4 separate regions of the Mus musculus genome follow, and regions 2, 3 and 4 are each linked to region 1. A link is a loop called in an ENCODE intact Hi-C map of the cell type or tissue named here. Cell type or tissue: left cerebral cortex. All regions are shown on one strand.

Evidence for each region. Peaks named below come from ENCODE experiments on the same cell type or tissue, not always from the same donor. Only the 100,000 strongest peaks of a DNase experiment are listed, where the experiment ranks them.
Region 2: a loop joins it to region 1, with 4 times the contacts of the local background. A loop is called at or near these places in 9 of 42 quality-filtered maps.
Region 3: a loop joins it to region 1, with 6 times the contacts of the local background. A loop is called at or near these places in 16 of 42 quality-filtered maps.
Region 4: a loop joins it to region 1, with 2.4 times the contacts of the local background. A loop is called at or near these places in 8 of 42 quality-filtered maps.

Annotation. Positions count from the first base shown.
Region 1 is chr4:41,467,769-41,470,268 of GRCm38, reverse strand. The region is part of intron 1 of Nudt2 (nudix (nucleoside diphosphate linked moiety X)-type motif 2); the gene reads right to left. Among named protein-coding and RNA genes, the nearest start is that of Nudt2, 3.9 kb to the right of the region's middle. In left cerebral cortex, a CTCF peak has its summit at 1,426 (motif pointing left); DNase peaks (open chromatin) are centred at 1,094 and 1,419; H3K27ac peaks cover 347 bases.
Region 2 is chr4:41,651,988-41,654,487 of GRCm38, reverse strand. No RefSeq gene overlaps it. Among named protein-coding and RNA genes, the nearest start is that of Gm12405, 10 kb to the right of the region's middle. In left cerebral cortex, CTCF peaks have their summits at 81 (motif pointing left) and 952 (motif pointing right); DNase peaks (open chromatin) are centred at 83 and 955; H3K27ac peaks cover 440 bases.
Region 3 is chr4:41,612,881-41,615,380 of GRCm38, reverse strand. It overlaps Dnaic1 (dynein, axonemal, intermediate chain 1), which reads right to left. Exons shown (of 20, transcript NM_175138.4): 11 at 1,034-1,151; 12 at 688-731. Among named protein-coding and RNA genes, the nearest start is that of Enho, 26 kb to the left of the region's middle. In left cerebral cortex, a CTCF peak has its summit at 1,040 (motif pointing right); a DNase peak (open chromatin) is centred at 1,048; H3K27ac peaks cover 256 bases.
Region 4 is chr4:41,568,505-41,571,004 of GRCm38, reverse strand. Fam219a (family with sequence similarity 219, member A) reads left to right here and starts at 1,467. Exons shown (of 6, transcript NM_001159583.2): 1 at 1,467-1,828. The coding sequence starts at 1,769. Dnaic1 (dynein, axonemal, intermediate chain 1) reads right to left here and starts at 1,211. Exons shown (of 20, transcript NM_175138.4): 1 at 987-1,211. The coding sequence starts at 1,013. In left cerebral cortex, a CTCF peak has its summit at 1,267; DNase peaks (open chromatin) are centred at 1,360 and 1,918; H3K4me3 peaks cover 1,561 bases; H3K27ac peaks cover 1,320 bases.

The DNA of each region.
Region 1 (2,500 bases):
CTGTGCCAGCTATCCTGTGCCAAGTTTTGACAGCCAAGGTTTCTAATGTAATAGGCGACCCTTTAAGGCTAGGCATGGTAGCATATGCCTATAATCCCGGCACTCAGGATCCTGAAGCAGGAGAATCTTGTGTTACAGATCTTGTCTCAAACAAACAAACAAACAAGCTCGAAGGATGACCCTTTAAGTTAGTTTATGAGGAAACGGGGAGTTTAAGACAGAGTCTTACAGTGTAGCCCAGAACAAGAGATGTAGAACAGGCTGGTCTTGAACTCAGAGACCTACCTCCCCCTGCCTTCCAAATGAACACAAAAGCACACACTATGTCTTTCTCAAAGCTGAAATCTTAAGAATTGTTAAGCCAGGCTCAGTGACGAGCACCTTGCACCTGTAATCCCAGTCCTTGGAAGGCAGAGAGGCGGGAGGATTCGGATATCAAGGCTAGACTTCACTACACATAGATCTGAGGTCTTTTAGAGCCACATGAGTCCATGAGTCCTGTCTCAAAAAAAAAAAAAAAAAAAAGGTTACAATACTTGCCCAGTGGCATGATGGCTAGTAATTGTGAATTTGAATCCAAAGAAATCTAACTCCAAAGATTCCAATTTTTTTTCACCTTCAACAGTTCTGCTTATCATGAAATAGGGTTAAGGTTACACATGGCTCTGAGAGCATGCACAAATGCTTAATAAAATCACCACCAGTTTTAATGCGCCTTAGTCTTTAATCTATACTCATCTGGAGTCTGTTTAGGGTGTCTGGGTAAAAGCTTTTCCACTGAACAGGTCTTGGGCGGCTGTCTCGTAACCAGAGCCAGCTCAGGTGGGGAAAGTTTAGCCTGAGGCTCCTAAAAGTGCCTGTTTGACACGGGTGTCCGAGACTCCACTGCTGTTTCCTGAGAAACAGGAACCGAAGCCACATGTTTCTCCTAAACCCGGTGTCTAGAAATTTTGCACAGGCCAGAGCAGAGGAAGAGCGACTCTGCTCGCTCATAAGCAGCTCCATGTGCCTACTGCTTCCTCAGCCCACACCACCGTGGCCTTCTCTGCAACTCACTAGCTTCCTTGTTTTTGGAGGAACAATGAGGGATCCGTCCATGATAATGTTTTCTTGTAACAATACTAAAAGGAAGAAAAGAAGAAAGAAAGAAAAAAACCTAAGCATATGAAAAAACTAGAAAACCCCTTCTCTGGGCATCTGCCTTCTTTGGGCATCTGCCCTTCGTCTCCTTCCCTGGGAGATCAAGCTACACAATTATTCTGTGGCTTTGCTATCTGGCAGAGGGAGAAGTCAGATTTTTTTTTTTTTTTTTTACCTTTAATGACACAGTGGTTTCTAGGATCAGACCAAAGTCAGACAAGGTTGGGACAAAAATACTGCTCAGGGAAAATTTGTTCCGTGGCCTTTTAGTGCCACCTGCTGTTCAGCTATGGAAAGCGAGCTTTAATACTGGAGTCCACCGGATTTCCTTCACTGGTCCATAGTCCGCTTAGTGCGTCCTGTACGGCAGGACTGAAGGGTCAATGTGAAACTGAAGACTAAAAGCATCTCTCTTCCTAGAGGTTCACAGCCCAGTGAAAGCAAAAGGCAGCCAAGCAGACGTTACAAAGTATTTCGCTCATCTTAAGGGGTACATGAGACAGGCAGTAAAGGAGGCTCTTTAGGGTAAGGGCACCGCATAAGGATGTGCGCGCCCGCCCGCGTGCACGTGTGTGGTCTTCACCTGGGTGCCAGGTTCACTCAGTTCCACATACTTGCTCAGCATATACGTTATGTCTAGACTGAGCCATGCCTGGAGCTCCACTATAAAGATTCTGAAGGATAGCTGAATTCATATGAAGGTGAGGCAAGGAGGCCTTCTAGACCAAGGGAGGGATGCGCAAAGTGCTCACACAAAACAGCATTCCATTGGTGAGCAGCTTACTTTATATTGCTTTTTATTTTAGACAGGGTCTCACTATGTAGCCCTTGCTGAACCAGAACTCTGTGCAAATCAGGCTGGCTTCAAACCCAGTGATTTATCTGCCTCTGGAGTGCTGGGATTAAAGGCATGCCACCATGCCTGGCTTAATTCATACCCGGTAGACAATAAGGACTACTGGTTTTAGGTGGAGTGTATTTTGGTCAGACTGACATTTTACAAACTCATTTCGGCAGTAAGTAAAGTGGAGAAGAAACTGGAAGAAAAGACCGCAGGCAAAAAGACATGTTACAAGCTTATTTCCATCTTTTTAAAAAACATGCATTGGTATGAGGAGTCGGGTCTCCTGGAACTGGAGTTACAGACAGTTGTGAGCTGCTGGAAGAGGGGTCTGGTTTGGGTAACTGGGTAGAAAAGGAAGAAGTTACCTATTTCTTTTTGAACTGAGTTGAATTTGAAGTGCTATAGACTACCTACAAGGCAAATGAAAACTGGGTCTTGAGTTTAGTGATATCTCATTCTTCGTTTCCTAAATCCAGTATTTTCTATTAGAAAAAGAATTGCTTTGATCATAGATAT
Region 2 (2,500 bases), 180 kb before region 1:
CCCCACATCCAGACCCAGTCTGTGGCCTTTGCTCCTCTCCAGCCCAAGCCAGGGTCTGTCTGTTCTAGATTCTGCTGCCCCCTCTCGGCCACGTGCCTGCGCTTCATTTCTGTTCTGAGGCCAATGGCTATCAACATAAGAATCCTGTCTCTGCATCCCAGCAGCTAGGCTGGGCCTAGGTAACTATTTGGCAACATTCCTGGGCAGCCCCCAGCCTGAGAGCTTCCAACAGTAGGGCGTTTACTACCTGTGTAGATTCGAGATTCGTTGTCACTGGGATAGAACAGTGAATCCTGGTGCTGCCCTGAAGCCCTGTATATCCTTAGGCTTGTGTGCCCACATATCCACAGCCAAGGGCGCCTAACCCTTAGAAGGTTCCATCTCTCTGACAGCTAAGGGCTAGAGCCCTGTAGGAAGGAAGGATTGGTGTATAACTCCCTCCACTTTCACCTCTCCTATGAGATGGAAAAAGAGGTCTGAGCAGAGCAGCAGGAGAGACCTTATCTGGTAATGACACTCTGAGGGGGCGGGGGAACTGCCGGTGAACAGTGTGACATGCTTGGGTAACGGGATCTGTTTGAAGGGAGGCTGGTCTGCACGTGCCTTCCAGAAGAAGGCTTGGTGATTCCTGACTGAGGAGACCGATCTGAAGACATCCTGTATCGGAGGAATGAGATCTATAATTGGTCCTAGTTTGCCTGGGACTTTCCCAGTTTAGTACTAAATATTTCAAACCTTGGAAAAATCCATTCCAGGCAAAATTAGCCACTCTATCTGCAACAGTTTAGCTGCCCACAACAGTCTTAGTGGATGGAACGGTCTGGAGGGGATATCTTAAGGGTCCTAACCTGGTAAATTGCTTTGAAAGAGATGCTGTTTTAGGCCAGAATCTTTGAATAACAGGCCAAGGAGGTAGACAGAACACTTCCAGGAGAGCGGCTTGGGGAGTGGCCACCAGGGGGCAGAGCAGGTTCTCAGGAGACTCAGGCAATGACCCCAGAGGGAAGGTGGGCTGTTTGGGGCTGTGTGCAAAGGGCATAGGCACAGCAGCAAACGCTACTGTGGCACTGTGTGCAGCCACACAGTGTTCAGTGTGAGGTGATGTTGTACGGCGTACATTTGTGTGGTCTGTTTGTAGCTTGCCTCGTGTGGCCATAGATGAGGCCTTTGCTGTAGCCATAGAAAGAGAACAGGAACACCAAAGGAATCTAGAGGAATCTCTTAAATAACAATTCCCTTCCCAAAAGTAGCACAAGCTTTGAGTTTCCTCTCACAAAAGCAGCACTCAGAAAAGATGAATTGATGAGCAAGAATCCATCCTAACGGTGCCTTGCTGTTAAGTGCATAGGCACAGAGAATGTCAGAGCATGGCCGTCAGGGGACGGTTTAGAAGCCCCGTGTCCCTCTTTGACATCTTAACAGAGGCTAGAAGAACATGGTATATCTTCTATGGTATGGACCGCCGTTCCAGGAGCTTAAACTAAAGCCATAAGATGTCAGTGTGCTCTCCCTTCAGTTGGAGCAGGTGTCTAATAGGATCCTAGAAGGACAAGTACCCAAGCATTAGCAAGGTTGACTGGAAGCCCCAGCCAGGCCACCCTGAGGTGGTATGGCAGACCAGGTTCGAGAGCTGTTTTCCAGGAGAGGATAAATTGGCTGGGGCAAGAGAAGAAAGCACAGGAGGGAAGGCCTGTTAAGCAGGAGCCATAGCAGGCAACTGTTAAGAGAAAAAGAAATACATACAGCCTTTGGGCACAAAGACCACAGGCAGGAAGGAAAGAGAGAGCCAGAAGCTCGAGGGAGGGAGGGGAGGAAGGGAGCCTGGAACAGAACCTGCACACACTCACACCAACCTAGGAGGAGATAGAACCAAAGGAAGAAACAGATTCCCCACAAGTTCTTCCTGCCGTGGGTCTTATTAATAGTATAAAATGGATAGGACAAAGGACCCAAGGACAAGATGCTAAAAAATGTGGTGAACAGGGAGAGAGACAACAGAGAGTATACAGGACCGAAACAATAATGTCGCAGATGTAGCAAATAAGCCAGAAACAGCAGCACCCACAAAGCACACGGCGCAAAAGTGATGTGGAGGAAAGGCTGGGAGTGTGAGAGTCGGCTGGCAGGAAGACGTGAGGCCAGAAAAGCACCAAGCAGGTAAGAGACAGGAAACCCAGGAGCAAAGCGGCGAGCTTGCAAAGGTACGGCCAGCTTGCAACGGTAAGTGGTGTCTCGGAGGCCTCGGGGTGACCACAAAGGATGGGTTACTCGAGAGTCTGGAGGGTGGGGTTGAGAACTCGTGAACCTTTCTAGAAAAATAAAAACCCTGAAAACTCAGGGCCAGGGATGTGGCTCAGTTGGTGAAGTGTTTGCCAAGCATGGGTGAGGCCCAAGGTTCTTCCCCAGCATTGCTTAAACCAAGCCTGCAGTCCCAGCCCTCAGGAGGGTCTGGAGGTCAAGACCGTCCTTGGCTACACAGCGAGTTCAAGGCCAGTCTGGG
Region 3 (2,500 bases), 150 kb before region 1:
CATCCCACTCTCCATCTTTCCTTAGCACACCTGCACCAGGTCCCCCAGTCTCTAGCCTCAGGCCTGCAATCCCTTCCTGTATGAGACATATCCCTGCCCTTCCAGAATTCCTTCAGTTGTTTCCTTCTTGAAATGGCTTACCATGTCCTCTGAGGGATGACCCAGCCATATCATTCCTGCCTACAGACTTGGCCTATGCTGGCCCCTCTGCTGCAAAGCTTGCCCCTTCGTTCTTTGAGGGTCAGTTAGCATATTCAGTTGTACTCTTTTAACCGGCATTAATTCCCCATATGAAAGTGGGGTCTTCCCATTAGACCAGTGGTTCTCAACCTGTGGGTCGTGACCCCTTCTGAGTGTCCAATGACCCTTTTACAGGGGTCACCTAAGAGCATTGGTAAATACAACATTTATATTACAATTTGTAACAGTAGCAAAATTACAGTTATAACTTAGAAACAGAAATAATTTTATGGCTGGCGGTCGCCACACATGAGGACCCGTAATGAGGGATCATAGCATCAGGAAGGTTGAGAAGCACAGCATTAGACTGTGAGTGCTCTCCGAGGGCCAGTGACTACATCCTGCTTCTCTCTGGATTTCTCACACCTGGCTCAAAGCTCTGACCAGACTAGGAACTTAGTGTCTGATATTTGCATGAGCAAACAAATGAATGGGAAGATCACTTACAGGAGCCGTGTCCCACTGCAAAAAGATCCTTGTACTTTGGATTCCTGCAAAAGAAATGTGAACTCGTCGACACTGGAAACAGACATGGCCTTCCCATGGTCATGAGCTTTCTTTCCCATGGGCACTGGTGACTAACTGCTTTGCAGACATCCACTGTCTAGCTTAGACTCCTACCATGGTAGACATTAGATGATCCTGCAACCCAAAAAGGATCCAGGTCCTATTTCCCCCTACTGTGTCCCATGTCACACTCAAGATGTAAAGTGGAAGAAGAGTCTTGTGGCTCAAGATTTGGCACGCAGCGGGTGCTCTGGGGCACTAGTTTTGCTGCAATATCTGTACTCACCAGCAGAGGGCGGTGACTGCCAGGCGCTTGGCTTTGTCATTTTGAAACTTCCAGAGAGGCAGCAGCGTACCCTCCTGGTCCCTGTATTCATCAGCAGTATCCTCATAGTACTTAAAATCTTCAACGCAAATAGACACAGTCAGCCAGGGACTGCCACTTTGTAGCAAATCGATACCTCTTTGGGAAATACAATGAACCTCTTTGTGTTTGGGGCTGGGGATAACAGCAGTACCTATCTCAGAGGACCACTGTGAGACTACAGGTTGAGTTTAATACATGCAAAGTATCTAGAAAAATGCCAAGCACATAATTCTCTCTGTATATTAGCTGGTGGGGCAGGGCCTACAGTAAAGCATCCCTATGTGCGTGCACAGAATCCCAGGCTGCATCCCTCATCCTTGTGAGCCTCCTCAGTGCTTCAGATCAGAGCAACCAGATTTCAAGGGTTCAGCTGCCAGAGGCTGATTAATAGTTCTATTCATTCTGCATCCTAGATCCCTAAAATACCGTCTGAGTTTATACTCACTGTCAAGCCTCACTGCAATGGGCACCTGGACACACCTCCATGGGTTCCCAAAGCTCCGCTTCATCTGTGAAGCTGTGTCTGCCTTCCATCACTGCTAGGCTGCCAGAAGCAGCTCCTTCCCATTCACCTAAACTGTGGAGCTGGGGAATCCTTGGCTGACCTCTTTCTACCTTGTCTTATATTTTCCTCCTGTCTTTTTTAATCTTTTTTTTTTAAACCCATAGCTACTACCTACCTAGGTCAAGATCCCCAAGTCCATCACCTGACTATCATATTCTTCAGCTGGTCTCCCTGCGTCCTCCCATAACTCTTTGTCAGTCCACACTTCAGGGGAAGGGGGAGGAGGAAGGGGAGGGGGGAAGGGAGGGGGAGGGGGAGAGATGAATTTGTGCCCGGTAGCCAGAGGGCCTGTAACCTAACATCACTTTATCACCCAAACTGGACGGGAACATCTGGGCTCAAGTGATCCTCCAGCCTCAGCCTTCTAAGTACGTACCTAGTGCTACAGGTATGTGCTAGTACACTTTTGGTTTTTTTACTACATAGCTCAGGCTGGCCTGGAGCTCACGGCAATCCTCCTGTATCAGCCACCTGAATATGGCTTTTTTGAGAAGACTTAATTTCTTTGTCTCTTCCAGTCCTCTCTCTCCTCTACTGAGACATGTCATTCCTTTGCCTGATTTCCATGTCACACATGTCCTAGAGAGCAGGACATACGTCATATCCATCCCTCTGTCTCCAATGCATGGGACAGGAACAGCCACAGAGCAGAGACAAAGTTCTTTCAAAGAATTCAAGGAAATAAAACAGCATTCGGGAAATGGTTCTGTCTTCTTTCAGGTAGGATGGCCAACTAGAAGAGACTCTCTAATTCTACACAGTCTGGGACAGGCCCAATCATTGCCTGATCCCTCCCACAGTGCCCCATACCCTGATGTAAA
Region 4 (2,500 bases), 100 kb before region 1:
TACAAGGAGAGACAGCCTCTCAATGCCTACAGAGCTCTAAGACTGATCGGTTCTTCAGCTGTAGATGACACGTGTCAAAGAAGCAGAAGGCACAAAGTTGATATACAAGAACCTCTACCAAAATATGTGAAGTCTTAGATATCATGGGCACAGATTTGCTCTCCAAACCTCAATATACCTAGGCTTAAGTATAGAAAAGCATTTTGTTTGTTTGTTTGTTTGTTTGTTTGTTTTTAAAGTAGATGCTCTGCTAGACGTTAGGAAATAAAAGCAATTTCTATAGGACAGAAAGAGTCATTCTTTTATATCGCAGAATGCTCCTTGAGAACCTGAGACTAGCTTATCATGTGTGGTGATTTGGGGAGTAATTCAACTCTCCTGTGAGAAGGGATAACATATTGCCAGGTGACAGAAACATAACGTTCACAAGGCTAAGTGAATGAGGGTCTTATAAGAAGGAAACTTGTGTTGGAGGGCAGGGAACATGGTTAGAAAAAGGGTCTTTTTTTCTTCCTCTCTGACTTCTTGCTCCAAATTCCTGCACACGATCTGTTCTATTCCGTGTCTCCTGTGCAGTTCTCATGCCCCCTCTCTGAGTTCCCACATGGCAAATGTCCCCACTTACTTAGCTCTGCAGTGACCATGCTGCAGTGTTGAATAAAAAAATCCACTGGGACAAGAATGAGAGGGGAATGAGGAAGGGACTCAGTGGAGTGTTGGGAGATTAAGGGCGAAGACAAGACAAGATGGGTCTGTGAAGAGATGGAAGTAATAAGAAAAAACCAGATTCGGTTAAAAGTAAAATGACTGTGGGTTCAGGAAAATTTGGGAGAGGAGGGCAGGATTTGTGAGAAAGAACAGGAGAATCAGGTCAGTGGGAACACAAACCAGGAGTCACAAGAAAGAGAGGTTGGAGGTCAACAGGAAATAACTGGCGGTTAAGGTCAGAGGTCTTCAGAAGACAGCAGGCCACAGTAAGACATTACCTGCTTACGAATCTGTTTCGAGGGCATTGCCGCAAGAATAGAAAGCACCTCACACCCTGAAAAACCTACAAAACGCTTCCTCTCCTGGGGAGTAGTTTCTCCTTCTTGACCACACACAGGAAGTGCAGACTCTCTTCCACTTCAATTCCCAGTCACCAGGGTTCTTCGGGGACAGCTGACGTTGTGGGTCCTCGCGCCCTTGTAGAACAGCATCAGCTCCTCCCTGACGCGGTTACCCAGCAACCGACAGGCACCGGGTGCGCAGGCGCACCTAGCGCCCCCTCCGGACACGGGGAGGAGGCGGAACTTGGGCGCGCAGGGATCCTCTGGCCCCGCTAAGCCCCGCCTCCGCAGAGAAAGATAAGTCCGCCCTCCGCGCAAGGAGCTCCCGCAAGTGGGAAGGGCTGGGGCACCCAGACACCGCCTTCTCATGAATAATGCAGGATCCGGGCGGTGTCCCGGACCCGGAAGTGGAGTTGCAGAGTCACCGCAGTGGCTGAGCTGCTGACAGGAGGCGGCGGCGGAGGAGGAGGCGAGGCAAGACCTGCGGCTCCGCGGGGCTACTGCCGCGGTAGCTCTAGGCAACCCCACGGAGCTACGCCGGTCTCAGTCATCCCGCGAGCCTCTCGCCGCCTATCCATCCTTCCATCCGCCTATCCGCCCGACCGGTCCAGGGCGGCCTAGTCTGCATAATCTGCCGGGCTTCTGGGGCCGCCGCCCCGCGCGGTCCCATCGGCGTCCCTGGCCGCGCCCGGCCCCTGGCCCGCTCGCCCGCCGGCACCATGATGGAGGAGATCGACCGGTTCCAGGTGCCCACCGCGCACTCGGAGATGCAGCCGCTGGTGAGGGGGCGGGCGGCGGAGAGGCCAGGGCCGGGAGGGGCGCCGCTGGAGGGGAGGGAAGGAACTAGGCCGTGGGGATTGTGCGAGGGGGCGCCATCTGATAAGGTAGAGGGAGTCCTGAAAACGCTTTGCCGGGGGAGGGAGATTTGCAGAGCGAGAAAACCGTGGGAGATTACCAGCGGTGCGAGCGAAGGACCTGAAAGGGCGGAGGGCACGGTCAGCAGATGCAGAACGCCGTCGGATAGGACCAAGGGAGGCACTCTAGTGCACACCTCTAGTGGAGGGCAATTTAGGAGGATGTCACAGAGCATCTTTGGCAGCAAGCCCGGGGGGTCGGATGAGAAAGGCGTTTAGCTCCCCGAGGCCTGTGATGCTCAGGGCGAGGGAGGAGGCCAGCAGATCAGTCTAAGGAGGAAAGGAAATAGGCCTTTAGAAAAGGAGAGGCCTGCCCGCCGGTCCTTTAGATAAATATAGCAAAGCTGAGCAGGAACCAGGCCTTGATGGGGGCAGAGGTTCATTGCAGAACCTGGGAATTTCCTTCCTCTCGAGAGAGGAGCCCCATTTCGATCTGGGGGCATCGGGAAGGGGAAGAGTTTGCGGTGGCGAGATGGAGACTCAAGGGTGTCCATGGGAAGGTATCTCCAGGATAAGAGGTGGAGCTGTGCTGAAGTG